4 separate regions of the Mus musculus genome follow, and all the other regions are linked to region 4. The links are chromatin loops, found by intact Hi-C in ENCODE. Cell type or tissue: heart. All regions are shown on one strand.

What was found. Hi-C counts contacts between places; a loop is a spot of excess contacts. Peaks named below come from ENCODE experiments on the same cell type or tissue, not always from the same donor. Only the 100,000 strongest peaks of a DNase experiment are listed, where the experiment ranks them.
Region 1: it touches region 4 in a loop (3-fold over the local background); 6 of 42 quality-filtered maps call a loop at or near these places.
Region 2: it touches region 4 in a loop (2.7-fold over the local background); 3 of 42 quality-filtered maps call a loop at or near these places.
Region 3: it touches region 4 in a loop (1.9-fold over the local background); 2 of 42 quality-filtered maps call a loop at or near these places.

The regions. Positions count from the first base shown.
Region 1 is chr10:67,001,994-67,006,993 of GRCm38, reverse strand. It overlaps Gm31763 (predicted gene, 31763), which reads right to left and starts at 1,919. Exons shown (of 7, transcript NR_110511.1): 1 at 1,865-1,919. RefSeq lists an enhancer at 1,647-5,000. In heart, no CTCF peak of the experiment used is centred here; DNase peaks (open chromatin) are centred at 2,093, 2,873, 3,533 and 4,123; H3K4me3 peaks cover 3,243 bases; H3K27ac peaks cover 3,693 bases.
Region 2 is chr10:66,917,112-66,922,111 of GRCm38, reverse strand. It overlaps 1110002J07Rik (RIKEN cDNA 1110002J07 gene), which reads left to right and starts at 1,728. Exons shown (of 5, transcript NR_138561.1): 1 at 1,728-1,942; 2 at 3,723-3,733; 3 at 4,282-4,436. In heart, a CTCF peak has its summit at 1,901; DNase peaks (open chromatin) are centred at 571 and 1,601; H3K4me3 peaks cover 1,950 bases; H3K27ac peaks cover 2,513 bases.
Region 3 is chr10:67,123,649-67,128,648 of GRCm38, reverse strand. Jmjd1c (jumonji domain containing 1C) reads right to left here and starts at 1,561. Exons shown (of 26, transcript NM_207221.3): 1 at 1,227-1,561. The coding sequence starts at 1,391. It overlaps Gm46228 (a long non-coding RNA gene), which reads left to right and starts at 5,000. Exons shown (of 2, transcript XR_001779789.2): 1 at 5,000. In heart, no CTCF peak of the experiment used is centred here; DNase peaks (open chromatin) are centred at 1,408 and 2,018; H3K4me3 peaks cover 2,513 bases; H3K27ac peaks cover 2,178 bases.
Region 4 is chr10:67,056,091-67,061,090 of GRCm38, reverse strand. All of the region lies in intron 2 of Reep3 (receptor accessory protein 3), which reads left to right. Among named protein-coding and RNA genes, the nearest start is that of Reep3, 38 kb to the left of the region's middle. In heart, no CTCF peak of the experiment used is centred here; DNase peaks (open chromatin) are centred at 2,600, 3,190 and 4,530; H3K4me3 peaks cover 535 bases; H3K27ac peaks cover 1,239 bases.

The DNA.
Region 1 (5,000 bases), 54 kb after region 4:
CTGAGCATCTCACTCAGCTCTCCACAACTTCCTAATTCAGGCCAGCCTCCCCTCTCACTGAGAAGGATCTGTGTGTGTCTGTGTATCTCTGTGTGTGTTTGCGCGCGCGCGCGTGCGCGTGTGTGTGTGTGTGTGTGTCTCTGTGCCTGTGTGTGTCTGTAGCTTATAAGAATCTGTCCTCTCTACCATTTGGTTGCTGACACTAGGACTCTGGTCCTTAGGCTCAGAGACAATAACATTTACTTACTGAGCCATCTCCGGATTTCCCTCCAGTCCTGGAACAGAAGAAATATCACTACATTTTTAGTAACTTTGCAGATTTTCACCATGACCTTCAATGGTCAAGTCCTCTGGTATAGTGAATTTCATGTTTTCAACTGACTCCTTTGGAGAATACTAACAGAGAAGGCTGGGGAGAGAGGAGGCGAAGATCAGGGATAGGCTTGGGGTGCGGGTGGGGAAGAGAGTGTATTTCCTTCCAACTGCCAGGGTCTAGAGAAGAGGAGTGGATGTGGATGGATGATCTTCTACTGTGATGCACCTTCTCAAACTACATCAGGCCAGGCCTAACTTACATGACGTCAAACCTGAGGGATGAAGAGGGTCATGGTTCTACCAGCAATCATTAGTAGGTACTCTGGATTAACTAGAGTTCACCAGAAAAACACTAGCATTAGAGGAAGGAAGGAAGGAAGGAAGGAAGGGAGGGAGGGAGGGAGGGAGGAAGGGAGGGAGGGAGTACATGATAGATAGATAGATAGATAGATAGATAGATAGATAGATAGATATCATTTATACACATAGATTATAAGTAATTGGCTAACCTGATTCTAGAGGATGACAAGATCAAACTTCACAAGGCAGCTTAGTGGGCTGGAGGGCAATGGAAGAGTTAATTCTTTGGAGATCAGGTACATGGTGCTGACCACAGTCCCTTTTCTTCTGATTCGGATGAGGCCCACCCACATTATGGAGTATAATCTGAGCGTCTATTCATTCATGATGTCATCTTGAAAATGAGGATTAAAGCCAGGAGTAGCTGTGCATGGTTTTTTTTTTTAAAGATTGATCGATTTATTTATTTTATATGAGTACACTGTCACCCCCCTCACATACACCAGATGGGGGCATCAAATCCCATTACCGATGGTTGTGAGCCACCATGTGGTTGCTGGGAATTGAACTCAGGACCTCTGGAAGAGCAGTCAGCACTCCTAACCACTGAGTCATCTCTCCAGCCCCTGTGCATGCTTTTAATCCCAGCACTCAATATGCACAAACAGGTGGATCTTTCTGAGTTCCAGGCAAACCTGGTCTATGTGGTGAGTCCAAGGCTAGCTTACTGAGACCCCGCCTCTTAAAAAAACAAAAAAAGGAGGAGGGGAAGAAGAGGAAGAGAAGAGATGGACAGAAAGAGAAGGGATACTGTATCAGTTAAATCAGTAGAATGGCCTAGCCAAGTTGACATATGTACAGTAGCTGTCTCAATATTCTTAAAAATTAAATTTTCAAAGGAACTCCACCTCAAAATAAAGCCATTTTCACTGTCTTTTTATGTAGAAACTTCACGTCTTAGCTCTTGTTATCTTACAACGAAGATGCTGTAGCTTATGTGGGAAAAGAACAACTACACCCCGGCTTCAGATGCCCCTTTGTGTTTCTTGCTGACCATGTACCATCCTTACTTAACAAACCAACCAACCAGCCAACCCAGAGAATAATTCCCACGTCGTATTGTTGGGAACTCGGGACTTTGGTTCATTTCATTATACTTCGGGAATGGCAATACTGAAAAAAGAAAAGGCTAACCTAGAAATGCTTTTATAAATACCCCCGAAGTTTCCGATGTTCATCGGAGGATTACCTGGAATCAGCTGTTGTGTTCATTGATCTGGCTTTTAGCTTCAGAGAAGAGAGAGAAGATGCTTTTAAACTGAATAGGAAAAATAAATCGCCCATCCATTATTGGCTGAGACCAAACAGGAAGCGTTTGAAGAGAGGATGTGGCTACTGAGAGAAGCAGCCCCCTCAGGAAGGGCTTTCCTTCCTCCTAGCCCTCCCACCAGCCTCCAGTTCCTGGCCTCTCCCACTTCAAACTGCACCTTATAAACCCTTTTATGTGCTCCGTTCCCGACACCAAAAATTCCTGGTGTTCCTCCATACTGGGTTTCAACTAATAAAATACACACGCAAACGGTGCGACACCGTTTCACACAGGGGATTAATTTTACTCAGTCTTTAAATTGAAACTACAGTTGGGACGTACCGCAGACGACAGTTTCCATATGCTCTGTTCTAGGAAAGTAGAGCTGTGTTATTTATAGTTTACAACATGCTGTATAAAATTAAAGCTAGCAAAGAGGCTCCCAGGCAGGGAGATTTAGACAAAGACAGGAAGGCAATGTGCCCCATTTTGCAATCTTCTGAGAACCGGCACAAAAGTTTAATACTTACCCTTAAGCAATGCACAGAGGTATTGTGTTTACTTTAGAAAAACGTGTAAGGATGCTCAAAAGAGTAAGAAGGGGGAAATGTTAACGGAGGTGGGGGGGGACTGTTTCAGAAAAGCGAGGCTGAATAATTGTCGGTAAGGGTTGATCTTTCACAAGTGCGGAGTAAAGTCACATGACAGCAGGTTGATCTTTGACCCAACTGTCTCCAAGCACGTCTGACAGCAGCGAGGAATAATTGCTTCCTCATTTAGATTAGACAATGTGCTCTCTGCAAGCCCGCACTCCTCTAAATAGATTGGAGGGAGTAATTGAAGAAAGTTATACTGGGAAGCAGAGTGACCGATTCCTCCTGGTGTGAGCGCAGAGAGCCTCGGTAACCCCTTCAGCCCGGCCTTCATCCTGTTCCTATTTAGGGAACCCGCAGGGCAGCGGTGCTGAGTGCCTGCAGGCTAGCTGCCTTTATTGTTTAGACTTGGGGGGAAGGTCACATGCCCTCTTTGACAGAGAGGTTTATAGACTCTCTCTAATTAGCTGCACCCTCCACCCGACAGACAGTTGGCCACCTTCCAAGAGCGGGGATTTGGTAGCGGCCACTGCTGAAGGAGAAAACAAGGTTATTTACCCCTACGACTGTAGCTCCTGGCTCACCCTTTACACTCAGACACGTTTGCCTTTGTTCCAACTTGCGTTCAGAATTCTGAGTTAGGGCGTGGAGGGAAGTGTGGCTATCTCTTTAGTGCTACACAACACATATGTTGGCTTTAGACCCCTCTCACTGTTCCAAGGCGTCATACAAAAAGAAGGGTAACAGAGCCGTGCTTGTGCATGTCCACCCACCAGCTCTAAAAAGGAAGTTAAATTCGCAATATCTATAAAATAACGACAGTTGTACGTTGGGGGCAGTTGGAAGTCCCAACAGTAAAACGTGATTGGGTTTAGCTATTACTGGAGTGCCCAGAATATATTTGGTTTGTCCTGTTCTGTCGATTCTGCAGGGTGGTAGATTAAGCCTAAAGAAATGCTCAGGGGCTGATTCAAACCAGATGCTCCAGGACGCAGCCCGGCGTTAGGCAAGGCTGCCCCCTCGGCGGTCCGCCAGCGCAACCGAACCCGCTTGCTTGGTCTCCACCAGATACCTCGGCCATAAAAAGCTTTCAAGTCCCCATTGTTATTCCAAGCACATTCCAGGGGGATTGAATCACAGCCCTCAACAGGACTTTCTCCCGGCTTGAACTGCCAGTTTAGGGTGGATCAGATCCCCAACTTCAAATGTGGAATCTACTTCGGGTCAAAGATTCTTTAGGGAAAACCCCCAGAGAAAAACCCTGCTCCCCTCTACCCACCCATATGGGACTGTCTGGGGCCCAGCTGGAGTCCCAGTGCAAGATCCAGGGGTCGTCAGATGAAAATACTGGATTTATCTTATAGGAATAAGTTTCCTGTGCAGGTTTGAGACGCGCCAAGGGGTTGGACTGGAAATTTCTACGTTAGACGGAACGTGCGAGAAAGCCAGTAGGTCCATGCTGGGAGCTGGACTTGAGATTCCCCTGGTTTTAAAGTCAGTTCACAAGGAAAAGTCTCAGCCCCTCCCACGTGTCCACCCAGACTCGTGGGGCCGCCAGTCTAGGACCGGGAGCGCGCACAGCTGGCGGCCGGCAAGCCACAACTGGAGTGCTAACCTCCACACCCAGATGTTCCAGGACGGGGGCGGGGCTCCCGCAGAGGCAGTCCCTCCCTTTCGCAGCCCGGCTCCAGATGCCAGAGGCGATGGGCATTCCACCTCAGGGAGCGAGCTGGATCTGTCGGGGTAACTGGAGCTTTCCTGGGGACGTTAGGATAATGGCGTCCTGCCAGTAGGCTGCAATCGTGATAAACCCACTGCGTGGGAGTTAACAATCCTGGATCCCCAGGAGGTAATGGCAGAAGGAGGGAACCCTGGAGAAGAAACTAGGGGGAAAGCACGCTGTTGGTGGGTTGTGACTAGAGCGGAGTCTCCCCTCTACTTTGCCCTCTGTTCCTGTTTCGAATGCAGACCTTTCTAGTCCGGGTTGTCCACTGCTCCTTCTGGTCCCTCTTCCATCACCCAAAGTGGGAGGAGCTACAAGTACCCTCTCCTTTTTCTCCAAAACTTGAACGTGTCTGGAGAAGTGTGCCCTGCGAAGGAGGCCTTTCCCCTGTAATGTGAGCAGTTTTGGCGACCTGCTCAGCAAACTGCATTTGCCAAGGATTCAAGGCTGGCTGTTCCAGAGAGCCTGCGTCTGTTGGATGGTCCGATAAGAACTTATCATTTCCATTCAACTTGTTTAAGCTGCCCTTCATAAAGTTGTCCTCGGATTATTTTAAGGTTTTCATAACATCCCTGGTCATAACAACCAGAAGATCAGAGCCCCGAGGGATAGGAGTGGATATCATAATGGCAAAAAACGAAATCACAACCATGATGATAAAGGGTGGTCCTTTTTTCTTCAGACAGACGATGGCAGTCTTAAGGCCAGGCCTTCCCTCAACCCCCACCCCTTCAGGGAAACTCAAATAAATAGGCCCTGT
Region 2 (5,000 bases), 140 kb after region 4:
AAAACAGATTTTCCTCTTCTTTGACCTTTTCTCGGGATGATTGTACTGTTGTTAACTTTATTACTGGAGCTTAATGTCCAAGAAAGCAGGAAACACTTCTGGAAACAGCTGTGAATGTGGCCATTCATTGATTTTTTTTTTGTCCCCATCATTAGGGCCTTCGGAGAGGGATTTCAGTTTTCAGGGCTAGGGCGCCTGTGTTCTCCTTAGAAGTACTAATGACAGGCACTTAAATTAGACCACACAGAGTTAAGGGAAATGATTCAATCCTCCATTTTCATCAGACCAGCGACTGGAGCCATCTACCTTGACCTCTCCAAGGGGTTCCAGAACAACTGTGTAATTCCCAGAAAGATAAGAGGAGGCAGGTCACTCGGTGGTTCTGAAGTCTCCCCTGTAATCCCAGGGCACACCTCAAGGCAGGAGGATGCCAAAGTACGCGGGGCAAGTTGGGTGTGAGCGGAGACGGGGGCCTTAATGGAGGGCCTGGCACTGTGACAGTGTGCAGGCCCAGTCTGGCCTGTGCGGCAGCTGCACAAGTTTTCCGGGACCGCAGCCAGCTGGTGGCTCATGGCAATGGTTTCTGGGTCCTGGCTCTGTCCCAAAACAGGCTGGAGCTCCTTAGTGTGATCCGGCCATGGCTTTGTTCTGACTCCAAGATGAAGTTTGGCTCCTGAACCAGAAAGGGGAAGGCAGGTCCATGCCCCCTTAACCCACGCTCTCCTTCCAACCAATCTGATACAGGGGACCGAGGGCGGGAGCAGAGTTAAAAGTCTAATGCTATGCAGGGTGGTTCCGCCCCCTTTGGGTCTCCTCAGCGCACCTCGACGCTAACCTTTGAACACTGAGCGCCAGCTGAGACTGAGGTCACTAAGTGCTTCAGTCTAAGGCAGAAGTCTAGAAGGTCCAGGAACACTTGGAGGTGACCCCAAACTGAGTTGCAACAATGCACGCCTTGGTTTTGCAAGACATATGATCTCCCAAATCAGGGTCTCTGAAACAGGCTACCCGGAAATCCACAGAGCTCTCAAAACAAGGTGACTCCTAATCTCCATCTCACGTTCGGTGACCATTTCCAACGGTGATGTTCCTTGACACGAAGGCTTCACTTTAAGGCATCTTTAGGACGTTTTGGTATCTGTATTGATTAGATTAGGCCATCTAAGGCAAGGCAGAAGGAGCTTGTAGACAAAGCTCCTAGACGAGACTCCAGCCTCCCGCGGCAGCTTGCTGTCCCAGCCCCTCCCATCTGGGGCTCTGAAATCGGCTTGTAAAATATAGGCTTTATTTGTAGGCTTCTCCCTCTAGTTTCAGGCTAATTCTCCTAGATTGAGAGTAACACAATAAAAGCAAGAAATTTTGTTTTGCTTGTTTGTTTGGAGTGCTTTCCTCCCCCCCCCCCCAACTCTTTTTTTGGAAACTGCAACCTCGGATCCCCACAGAGGCTGGGGGGGGGGGGGGGAGGAGTTAAGAACATCAATCAGTTTCGCAGCTGGAGGCTGAGGCTTTCCTCAGGGAAGACTTTTTACATAAAACAGATTGTACTTTGTCCTTGCCAGGGCAGACAAAGGTTTAAATTAAATATGCAGCAAGCTCCAGTTGGCTGCCTGCCACCACCCCGAGGTAGGGGGAAGGGAGACCGTGTCCCCCGCTCGCCTGACTCACTCAGTGTTTTTTTTTTTTTTTTTTTTTTCCCCTTCCCATTTCTGTTACTTCAGTGGAAGGCGCCTGCAGTCTTGGGTTGGGTTTTTCTGTAAATGCACTCTGTGAGAGATACGCAGCCTTCTGGGACCTTGGCTTCCTCTTCCATGCAAAGAGGGAGGTGACCTTTGAAGGTCTCTTCCGTATTTAACCTTTTCCGTTTTCTCTGATCTCGGTGGCAGGGATTTTCAGCAAATGCCCTAACCCTCTCTGTAGGGGGCTCACGTTCACCATTTCCAGGGTGAGTTCATCTCTGTGTAACTCGTCCTTACCTGGAGTGACTGGGTGTGTGATCTATTCTCACCATTCCTGGGGTGATCTCATCGATGTGTGATGCATCTTCACCATTCCTGGAGTAACCTCATCCATGTGAGATACATCCTTATCATTTCTGGGGTAACCTCATCTATATGTGATCTACCCTCCATTCCTGGGGTGACCTCATCTGTGTGGCACACAATGTGATTATAAAAAGACAAAGAGGTATAAGAACATGTTCTATGGGGGTGTGGTGAGGGGGGGGTGCCTCAGTGGGCCCATGCCAATGCATCCTTTCTCCCTGAAGGACCAGCCACATTCTATACTATTATATTGTATAGAATAGAATTTATTCAGGGCATGGGGAGAGGAGTTAAGTGGATAGTAGAGGCAGAGAAAGGCAGAGAGAGAGAGAGAGAGAGAGCAGAGAAGTAGAGGCCGGCCATGACCACAGGGAGAGAGGGAGAAGGGAAGGGGGAAGGGAAGAGCCCAAGAGGGCACGAGAGAAGCAAGCCGGGAAGGAGTAAGAGAGGGAGGAGGGGGCAAGCAGCCCCTTTTGTAGTGGGCCAGGCCTACCTGGCTGTTGCCAGGTAATTGTAAGATGGAATTTAGACAGAGTGCTAACCGTACACATCTTCACCATTCTGGGGATGATTTATGGATGGAAAAAAAGAGAAAGAAATGGGAGGAGCTCAGGATGTTCTTAGGTATGGTGGAGGAGAAGGTTTGTGACAGACATAAGAGAGAATACAGAATATGGACAAAAAGAGGCATCTGGGAGAGTGCAGAGTGAACATTGCCAGACTGAGCTGGACTATGTGGAGAGAGAGAGGCAGGGAAAGCAAGAAAGGAGACACTAACAAAGAGGGGTAGCCTGGGCTAAGAGATAATGTAACCGAAATGGCTGAATTGTATAGGAGCCAGAGAGGCTGGGGGAAGGGAAAACCCAGTCCAGCCTCGTGGCTGGAGAAGTTTAGGGTATGGGGTGGAGTATGCCAGCCAGGAGGACCCTGGAATGGGTAGAGACTCAGGGATGGTGGGAAAACTTGGTGGCCAGGGTCAGCTTTGATATGGTAATAGTAACCTCTGTTAGCTGTTTGTCTTGGGTTTGAGACCTAACAGTTTGATTTATATGTGATCCATCCTCACCATTCCAGGCATGACTTCCTCACCTCATCTATGTGTGATCCATCCTTGACATTCCTGGGGTGACTGGGTGTGTGAAGGTCTAACTCCACCTCCACCCCACCCCCACTCCAGACCTCTTGGACCAGCCAGCCATATTATCAGGGGACGTAATTAATGACATTTGACCTTGCATCCCAGTTGGAAAGCATTCATGCCTTACCTTCATCCTTCATCAAACAGCTCAAGCCAGTTGCTACTAGAGTTGAGGGTCCCTAGGGTGGAGTAGACATCGTTCTCTTTTTATGCTTTTAAATATTGGTAAGTGCCCTGAACTAGTCTTAGGTCAACTTGACACAAGCTAGAGTCATCTGAAAGGAGGGAATTTCTATTGAGGAAATGCCTCCATGAGATCCAGCTATAGGGGATTTCCTTAGTTAGTGATCAGTGGGGGAGGGCCCAGCCCACTGTGTTCTAACCCTGGGCTGATGGTCCTGAGTTCTATAAGAAAGCAAGGTGAGCAAGCCATGATGAGCAAGCCAGCAAGCAGCACCCCTCCATGGCCTCTGCATCAGCTCCTGCCTCTGGGTTCCTGCCCTGTTTGAGTTCCTGTCCTGACTTTCTTCGATGATGAACAGTGATGTGGAAGGTAAGACAAATAAATCCTTTCTTCCTAACTTGTTTTTTGGTCTTGGTGTTTCATTGCAAAAATAGAAACCCTAACTATAGGGCTGGAGAGATGGCTCAGCAGTTAAGAACACAGGCCACTTTCCCAAAGGTCCTGAGGTCAATTCTCAGCAATCACAGTCATCTGTAATGGGACCTGACGCCCTCTTCAGTCAGGCAGGTATACATGCAGAAAGAGCACTCATATACATAAAACTAAACAAATCTAAAAAACAAAAACCTAAACAACCCTAACTATAATGACAATAGTAGTAATAACAATAATAAAAACAAACCTTGGGGCCTAACCAAGCAGTTGATGGGATCTGAGGACGGAACTCAACTTGCAAGTTGGTTGCTGGGGGCTGGGAGAGTGTATGCAACCCTGGGATTCATCCCCAATACTGCATTTAACCTGAGTGCACAGCCTGGGTGTGGAGGAGCAGAAGTTCAAGGTTGTTTGAAGGAGAATGACTCCATAGGCTCAGAGATTTGAATGCTTGGTCACCAGGGAATGGTGCTATTTGACAGGACTAGAGGGTGTAGCCATGTTAGAGGAAGCATGTCACTGGGAGTGGCCTTTGAAGATGAGGATGTCGCTGCAAGCTCCTTCTCTAGCCCCATGTCTGCCTGCCAGCTGCCTGCCTGCTCCCACCACGATGATGATGGACTGAACCCCTGAAACTGTAAGCCAGCCCCAATTAAGTGAGTTTAATTAAGTGAGTTTAATTAAGTGAGTTTAGGCCCCAGTTATAAGAGTTGCAGCCTTCAGTGTCTTGTCACAGCAACGGAACAGCGACTAAAATGTGGAGATACAGGAGGCCTCGCCTCAAAACGTGACAACATAAAAATTCACGTTGTAAGCTGGGCGGGAAGACAGCTCCTTTAGAGGTTGTCCAGTCATTGTTTTCAATATTAAACTGTTACACTCGGAGGTCAGTTTCAGGAGAATAACTTGACCGGTGTTTAGCTTCCAAATCAAGTCATGTCCTAGAAGTTAGTGGCTCTGCTCTTTTATCAGTCAACTTATAATTTCTAGTTCCATGATAAACACTTTTTAAATCTTTTTACTTCTTACCTTCACCTCTAGCAGCTCTAAAGGAAGGCATGTTTACACATCAGGTCTCTTTTTTATATTATTTAGCAAGGGTGTACTTTATGCGATGATTAACAGTAAATGTAAAGATTGTTTTTTATATATTATTGGATAATAAACTAAGTAGGCTAGGGGCTAGAGAGATGGCTCAGGG
Region 3 (5,000 bases), 68 kb before region 4:
TTGACATCTTCCCACACCACACCCACGATTTTGGATTACACCCATTCAAAGCAGTGACTGCCTGACAATTGTTACTTCTAAGCAACCACCTTATTATCTTGCTATTTGGAAAAATAAGGGAGGTGGGCAACTGGAATATGTTTGTTCCCTCTGTATCCCTTTCTTTCCAACAGACCTTTCAAAAACAGTTTCAGAACTTGACTGTCTCCAATACTATCTAATCTAATTTCCTAATTCTCACGTATATAGGAACACAGTACATAATTCTGTTCCGTGTTTGCTTTAGTGTCTAAGCCATTACCCAGGCATCCTCCACGTAAAATCTTCAATTTTCATATCAAAGCGGAAAGAGAAATGAGTTCCGGCATCTTTACACAAACACAAAGCAACGGCTTTGTGAAGCTATCACAAGTAAGCATTAAGATGAGTAAAGTTTAAGGGTTCTTTTTTTCCTTTAGCACAAAGAACTGCCATGCGGAGTTTTGTCAATTGTCTCTATTTTTAATTCCTCTTATAAGTATTCACAACTAAGCCTATTTTACACGGTTAAACTAATAATACAGTGCGTGGGGAACTATGGAATTGATAGCAGGTAGGAATGGTTTGCAAGAACACACTCGAAACTTCCAACAACCATATCAAAATGGTGACTATTTTTGCATTTTATGGTGGATTTGATCTAAATGCAAAGGGGGAATATCTTAATATTCCCTACCCCCACTCTACTTACTCAACTCTATCTCCAGTCTACTCACTCAATCCCATTCCCTTATGAGAATGCGCTTGTGACCAAAAGAATGTATCCTGGCACGAAATCATAAATACACATTTATTCTCCTGAAAGGTAACACTGACAGTGTCCTATGTAACTGATAAATGTAGGGGAGGCTACTTAGAAGTACTAAATGCCGTTCAAACCCCTAATTTACACTATCTCTAGCCTTCGTGAAGCCATATAAGACTCAGGAGCCGGAGTTCCCTAAAGCACTGTCCGTTTCTAACAAACAAAATACAAAATGATGGAGAAAGGGAGAAATAATTTCGACTAGCCCTCGTACCAAAAACATTTCTATCGTTTCCGGCTGGAAAGCCAAACGCAGGATGGTTTTGCCCGGCAGAGTCGGGCCATAGCAGCCAGCGCTCCCCTTGCCGGGCCCGCCCGCCCCACCTGCCGCCCGCCCGCCCCGCGCAGAGGGGCGTGCCACATGCTGCCCGCCAGCTCTCACCGCCAGGTCCGGGTGGCCGCGGTCGCGGTGGGACACGGCTCGGATGACCCCCGCCCGCCAGCCGCGCCCGCAGCCGCTCTGCCCGCGCTCCGGACGCGCGTCCTCGCCGGCCGCCACGCACAGGAACCGCTTCCCCACCAGCTCGGGCCGCGTCTCCACCGCCATGGCCGCCACTGCGCCGGGGACGAGCGCAGCCCGCTCCTACCGGCCGCCCATGCCGAGGAGCCGACCGCAGGCGAGGCGGCCCGCGAGCGAGAGCGCCCCTGCACGCTCGACGACCCGGAGCCGCGCCGCCCACGACCTCACGCGCGGCCCACAGGCAAACTGACAGGAATGAGCGCGCGGCCGCTCAGGCGGCCGGTACCCCTCCGCCCCTCCGGCCGCGCCGCGTGTCCTTCCGCGGGCGGGGGAGTGGGGGTCGGCGTCGGCGGGCGCGCCAAGTAGTGCCGCCCACGGACTGCGCTGCGGCCTCGAGAGGTGGCCGCCGAGGGACAGCAGCCAGGCTGCTTCTGCCGCTCCGTCTGCGCCCCCTCGGAGGGGCGAGTGCGGGGACGGGGCTCGGCTCCCACGCGCGGTCGCAGAGCCAACTCCCGGAGGTCCGCATGTCAGGAGCGACGGCCGTGCGAACACATAGCGCCGTCGTCAAGGAGCCCGGATCCCCGCGCGGCCCCGGGCGAGCCGCGCCGCCCACCCCACCGCGCCCCCTCGGCGGCCCGCGGCTCTAAACCAGCATTCCTCCCGGCGGCAATTCTAATTCCGTGTTGGAGCAGTTCGGAGATTTACACCTCGTGCCGCCTTCTTACAGGAACGCTAGACACTCCACCGCGAGCTGTTACCGACATCCTTAAATTTCACAAACTGTCTCAGAGCCAACCCGAGTACTCCGCGTACTAGAACATAGGTAATAAAACGGAAAGCTCCAGAGTCAGTTACTGGAAAAGACCACGGAAAGAAAAGAATCTTAGCCAATCACACTTGAAGAAAATAAATGATGGTTTTACTTCCCGTCCAATCACAACAGGACTTTATAACCCAGACAAAGACAGCTAGGAATTCCTCTTCTGATCGCTCCTCAGTTCTCACAGGCAAGTCTCTCTTTCAAGATAGCAGTGAGAAGTTTGACGACCGCTATGCTTGTATTTTAAAGATCTGTGAAAACGGGAATCAAAATTCAATCTGCCGTTTTCCAGGGATTATCATCTTCAAAAATTCATCTAATCCTATAAAAATCTTTTCCTCCCCCCCATGCTTTCTGAAAACCCTTACAATAGCACTGAGTGCTTACAATAAATACAAAAGACATATCTGTAGACCATTTAAACTAAACTGTTAAAGCTACAGACAGACAGTGGCGGTGGGAGAGTTGGAAACTCTCAAAGTCAGTTGAATAGATCAGCTCAGGGCTGAAGAGATGGCTCTGCGGTTAAGACTGCTCTCCCAGAGGTCCTGAGTTCAATTCCCAGCAACCACATGGTGGCTCACAACCATCTATAATGGGCATCTGATGCTAGGAAAACTGCACAAATCTGCATGCTGTCGGCTCTGGATTCCTTCATTCCCACCTAAGGTTAGTAAGCCCAATAAAACAAGCCACTGAAAGAGTGCAGCACATATAAAGATGTTTAAACGGAGTCTCATATTCAAATACCAACCATCAGTGATCTCCCTGCTTTATAACTTGCAGCACAAAGTAATCATTAAAGGAAATTGGGGCTGGGGACAGACGGTGCTGCTGGGTGGCAAAGCACTTGCCTACTTGGTGGGAAGGTCTGGGTTGGGGTCCCAGTGTGGGTGAAGTCTTTTTGTTGTTGTTTCTCTTTTATTTTTTAAAGAAGACTGCTTAATCCCCAACTGTCAATGACACCATACTACTACAAGGAAAACAGTCCATTAAAAAGCATGTAAAGACAACGAAAGCAACACTCTGGAGAGAAACAGCTTTCCCAGGCCACAGATCCCCACAGCAGCATTTCTTACTAGCTAATCATGGGGCTTATCTGAGCGCACGCTCTTGCTTTTCTCAAGTGTATGCCACCACAGGCAGCTTTAATACATTTAATGTACTTGAGAATTACAGCTCAAATTTTCTCCTACAACCCCAATACTACAGCCGACATTTAGGTTTTATGCTAGTCTACCTTGAGAAACTTGATTTTTTTTTTTTCCCCAAAAGAATAGACCTTAAAAGTTTTTGTATTGTTTTGTTTTTCAATTTCTTTGCTGGCGTTTTGTTTTGTTTTAAGGAGTAGGTATATTGTTTAATTTTACTAGCAAATCCTAACTATAAATAATATGGAATTAAAAGTGTTAACATGAGATTTCAAACCTTGGATTCAGTCGTCATGGGTCACACGCCCACCTAGCAGAGGAGCCTGCAGGCTTGTCTGTGAGGGTTAACCTAGATTAGAGGTGTTAGGCCATCTTTTCTGTAGGCAGAGGAGCCCACCGACTAGGGAGGGAGGGAGGAACACTCATTTCCTGAGCCTGACTGTGGGTGCCTGATGTTCCTGGCATTCTTGCCATCATGCCCTCCCTACACCATGGACTGTGTAGCCATGACTGTGGGATGAAGGGAGGGAGGACTCTTTCACCATCACTCTGCTTCTGTCAAGGTATTTTGTCACAGTAACAGGAAAAGCAACTAAATACCCTTAAAATACTCTTGTTTTTCATTTACGATTTTCCTTATTTTATAAAGACCCCTTGAGTTCCAGGCCAGCATGGTCTACAGAGCAAGCTCTGCTCCCAGCATCTATGAGCCTATTATGAAATGGATTAATAGATGGATACAGTGCAATCAATGTCTTTTCTCCTTTAGTCTTTTTCTTCTTTGGAGACAAGTTCTCTTCCCTATGTAGGCCAGGCTGGCCTGAACTTGGGATCCTCCTGCTTCAGCCTCCTAAATACAGGCTTTGAGGTGATACACCACCATACACATACCTTTTCTTACTCCAACCGAAGAGAACTCAGAATTTCTAAATCAAGAGTTGTGATTCAGAGTTCCTGTTCTGCCTACGTGCTCTTGCTGCCTTCATGTCACGCTGCATTATCCCATTTCACCAGACCTAACAGTGCTAAAAATACCTTTAAGCATGGGCTGCAGCAGAAATGCCTGGCTGTTCCATTAGAATATGAAAAGAACGGATATAAGGATTTATAATTCCCAAGCAAAGCCTTGATTTCTTTAGCAAACTACCAATCTGATACAAACTCCAAAGCCAGTCTCTGGGAGCCTATACAAACACCTGCCTACTGTCAGCCTTCCAAGGAGAGCAGCCTCATCTCTGCAGGAGCCAACATAAGAGTCTGATTTCTGTCTTCTTGGGGGTGGGGGTAATACAAAAGGAAGAAAGGAAGGAATAACCCACAAGCAATCTCGACTGAGCTTCTAATTGTGCATTCTCTACTGATGGTCACTACTTTCTATTTCTAGTGTGGCTGGCTGCACAGGAACCCAGGACTTACTAACTTCCTCATTTAGACTTGGCTTTTAATAATAAAGTACTAGAAAGTTAGAATCTATAAATAACAAGACAAAATTCCTACTCTGCTCAAGAGGAACCCCAAGAAAAAAGGAATGGAAACAAAGGATGGAACACACGAAGCAACTCTCTCCAGGGTGTCTTCCAGCAAGTTCTCTACAGACACCCTCCCAGAAATGCTCCAACTATTAACTGCCACCAAAACAAAACAAGCCACATGCAAATTCTCACTCCACAAACAGGTCTGGTTCCTGCAGGGCCATATTTCTACTGAACCCACAAGCTCCCTCTG
Region 4 (5,000 bases):
ATCTCTTGGATCCAGGGCTGGGAAAATAGTCTTAAGACATGGAAGCATATTAAGTCATACTAATTTAAATTCATTTTATAAGTAGCTTGAAGGGGCATATTTCAATAGGTGCCGTAATAAATATTTCAAGTGCCGTGTTATACTACTGGCTTATATTAGTTTTTAAAACAACACTTGCTTTCCGTTTCCAGGATTTCTCAAGCTGCCTGTGGTGAAGGACCTGTATGGTTATGTTTGCTTTGTGTTTCGTGGTCCTGGGGATGAACCAGTTTGGTTTTGGTTCCCCTGGAAGTCATTTACCATTACTGTTGTAAAAATACAATGGAAATGAGCCCCTAGTAAAACAAAGATGCAAAACCCCAGAGACATATGAGTGTAACACTGATTATTATTCATTTCTATGGACATGAAATACCGCTCGCTCTACTGTGTAATTCTTTACTTGGAATCCTCTTTCCAATAGCAAAAATGTATGAATAACCCCTCATCTATAAAGTGCCATGAGACTATGAGCCATGGGGTATACTACTGGCCAGACCTTAATAAATGGAAGCTCCTTTATAGTGTGTACTCAGCGGGATCTTTCTCTGATTCTAGCTAACTGTACGGTTGAAGAACTGGGTGGTCTATCTTTCAGCTATGGGCTCGTCTCACCTAAAGCATTCCAGGGCCCGTTGTAGAAGCCCAGGCCTGCAGTCCTAGCACTCTGGAAGATGAGGCAGGAGAATCACTGAAGACTTGAGGTTAGCCTGGACTACAGAATGAAGAGACTCTATGTGTCTCAAATAGAAAATAGATAGGTAGACAGACAGATAGATAGATGCCCTGTCCCAGGTAGATTGACAAGGAGACGAGCAAGCAGATAGGTAGGTGGGTAGATAGACACAGACTCAGTATCGCAGATGGATGGATGGATAAGTAAGTAGGTAGATAGGGAGATAGATAGTATGTAGATAGATACATAGATACATATATACATAGATGGGTAGATACATACATGCATACATACATACATACTAGACAGGCAGATAGATACATAGATACATACATACAGATATATACAAACATAATAGATACATACATACAGATACATACACACATACATAATAGATACATATATAATAGATAGATAGATAGATAGATAGATAGATAGATAGATAGATAGATAGATAAAGACAAATAGGTAAGCAGATAGGAGGGTAGGTAGATAGGTAGACCAAAGAGCAAGCTAAATGGACAGCAATAAGAATATAAAAGTATTAGGGAAGCATAAATAAATTACCTATACGTATAAATGAATACTAAAAAAATGTATATTTAGAGGTTGATCTAATTATAAAACAATGATTACTCCACTTTCACTATGCATCAGGTTTTTTGTGTTATCCTTTTCTCTTCTTTTCCTTTCCTTTCTTTTAGAAACATGGTTTCAAGTAGCCTATACTGGCCTCTAACTCACTAAGTAGCGAGCTGAGGCTGGCCTTAAACACCTGATCCTCCTGTCTCTCTATTCCAAGTTCTAAGATCAAAGGCATGTGTCCCCACACTCAGCTCCACTTGAAAATGTAACTTCATCTGCTTTATTCCCTTAATAACACACTCAGATATTTATTATTGGGTTATTTGAACATGTAAGACAATTAGAGATAACATGCTTCTGAAATTTTAATTCTCCCTCATGTGCTAAAAATAACTTAGCCTGCATAAGAGAATCCATTAAATTCAAAACTCCTGTTTTGAAAATACAGTGAGTGATAAAAGTGAACAGGTACTGAACTGGGAGGCCAAACCTACTCCATCTTGGGACCGGCCTCTATCATAAAGGAAAAAAAAAAAAAAAAAACTGAGATTTTTGACCTGCAATAGAACCCAAGCTACACCCACATACCACAGCTCAGCTAGTCCACTGTCTGAGTTCCTCCCTAGCTACTTCCAACAACAGTTAATCAAAGATTAATCTGATTGTTTCAGATGCACTTTCAGACTGTTTGTGATTGTCTTACCTCAGAGCACCCCCCTGTCGACTTACAGTAGACATTCAGTTAGGTACTTGCCAGGATAGACACCCCCCTCCCTTACTTCCATTTCCTATAAAACCTTGTCCTGCTGAGGGTTGAGGCTGCTCCACTTTCCCTTCCCATCCTGCTGTGTCGGGGTTGGGTTGGAAGAGAGCCCAAGCTTGTAATAAAGAGACCCTAATGTTCTTACATGGAAAACGGCTGCTTAGTGGTCTTTTGGGGTTCACGAATGCTTCCTGGCACAACAAAACCAGGAAGGAATAGAATACATCATTGAAGACCTCCGTCACTCACTCGTCTAACAGCAAGACTCTGAGAAACCAAGCTTGAGGTGCAGTGTGTGCATCCCCTGGAATGAGGGATGAGTGCTTAATTACTCCCCACAAATTTCAGAGCACTTCTGCATATCACCATGTCGAGCTGCTGCTCGTCCCAGCCACCACACTACTCTAGATGGAAAGCCACAAAATATTTAATCCCAGACATCCCTAGAGTTCAGAAATGTAGAATGGGTCCACTTGGCTGTGTTCCCTCCCAAGGCTCTGGTTCCCGTGGAAGATCTGTCGTTCAGAGCTGGAAGCTGCCCACATTCCTTGGCTTGAGGCTCAGTCCCTGTGTCTTTGCAGCCAAGAGCTCGGGGCTGAGATCTTTGGATGCCGCCAGCACTGGGCTTTTAGCCTTCTGCCTCCTCCTTCCTCTTGTATGGTCCTTCATGAACGACTGGGCCCACCCCACACCCCCCAAGGTTGTCTGATCCTTGGCCTTAATTCCATCTGCCGCCTTATTTTCTCTTTCTCATATAGCCTAATATACTTAAATTTTGTAGGAATTAAAACAGGGATCTATTCCCAGGAAAGGAGGCAGCATTCTACCAACCCCAATAATATCCAGCCAGACTCGTGTTTGCTGTCCATTCACCCTGGAGGACCTTGTAGGACAGCATGAGTCCACACCAGAACTCCTGGGTTTCTAATCACTCTGCTCTACCGTGCTGCCGTTGTTGTTGTTGTTGTTGTTGTTGTTGTTGTTGTTGTTGAGACAGGGAGCTCTGTGTAGCTCTGGCTGCCCTAGAACTTTCTGTGTGCACCTGACTGGCCTTGAACTCATAGAGCTCCGCCTGCCTCTGTGTCCCAGGTACTGGGATGAAAGGGAGTGCACACCATGCCCAGCCCCAACAGTGCTCCTGTTTTTAAAAGCAAAGGTGATGGAACAGGAGAGAAGTCACATGAGATGGCACACGACCTAGATTCTGTCAGTAGCTCACATCCCTGATTCCATTCCAGGCGATTCAGTAACTACTGCTGAACTCCAAGAGCACCAGGCAGGCATACAGTACACATCAGACAAAACATTCGTACACATAAAATAATGGAAATAAATATCTAAATTTTTTTTAACATAGGTGACATTCTAACTCCACATAAAAATTGGGGCAGCTTTCATTACCGGCCAGTGACCATTCTTGGGATTAATTTACACTTTGGGGGCCACAGTGATTTGGCTATTTTTTAGCAAGGCATTGAGGCAGGACCTCTAAGCTCTCAGATCAACTGTGAACTGAGAGGTTAAAAATTTTTGATAGGGGCTGGAGAGATGGCTCACCCATTAAAGGCTAGGCTCACAACCAAAAATTTCCATAGGGCTGGCCCTGGCTTAATCCCAATGCTCAGGAGGCAGAGGCAGGCAGATCTCTGAGTTGGAGGCCAGCCAGGTCTACAGAGACAGTTCTAGGACAGCCAGGGCTACACAGAGCAACCCTGAGTCAAAAAAAAAAAAAAAAAAAATTAGAAAGTATTTGAAAGTCCTGTAAAAAATTGGAAGAGAAAAAAAAATCTTAATAGCCCTTATTTTCTCTGAGAGCAGGACATTAATACAGTGTTCTTGTGTTCACCTAAATTTCACCAAATAGAGCCATCCTGTTTAAACTGGTCCTGCCATGTTTGGCAGATCTGTAGACTCACTTTATTTTTTTTCCTGTGGAAGTTTCTTAGCAGTAGTAAACCTCTTTGCATGTCTGTGTTCTGATCTCAATATCTCTTTATGCTGCCCGGTACTGTATCCCTTAATGTCTGTCTCCTACCATAGGAAGGGTTTGGCTACTTTAATTGTACTATTCGATACCTAGAACATAGTTGGTATAAAGTAATTAGTCAGAACTTTGAATAAATGAACTTGTAAGACAGAAAAGCTGGCTTCTCGGTGCTTGCAGAATGCTACATTCTGTGCATTGCAAGAGCCTGTATGTGTTCCTGGAGGACCGATCTGTTTCCTCAGCTTGAATTCTGCCGGGTTAGGGCACGTACAAGCCCATTCTCAACGCTTATCCCCAAACCCAGCGTCTTTGTGATAGTTAGTCCTGACCTAAATTCTGCTGATATCTACTTCAAAAGCACGTTCTGAAAGCAAACATTTTGGACTCATTTACTTCTTCCCACCCTAACTACTACCACTCCCCCAAAGCCTGCAAACGGCAGGTTGCACCTGATAAAACAGATGCCGTGTGCAAATCAAAACAAACGGGAGAGCTCTGTGTGTTTTGGCAGCGTTCCTTTCTTCCTTTGCCTATTTTTAAAGCTGAGCTTTCCTGGGATATAATTTCCTGTATGGTGTGGCTGATATGGCCTACTTAGATGCTCACAGCCTTGCAGTAATTGAAATGCAAGCTTACTGGAGATTTAATAGGGTTTTTGCAAAGTTTTCCAGGCTCATACATCTTAAAGATTCCAAAATATGAGAGTGTTTACTTCCAAGTCGTGTGTAATTGCTGTAGCTTTTCTAGGAAACCGGTTTTCTTATTCTAAGAATACTGGAGAGTGCAGCAAGGAAAGACGGGCTAAACAGTACTTGAAAGTTAAAATCAGACATTTGGGCCTGAGATTTACTGTGAACAAGGAACAAAGGAGGGACAGGCCTTTGGGAGATGACTTATTAAAAGGCCCAGCAATGACTCTAGTCCTCTGTTGAGTTTCCAACGTGACCTCA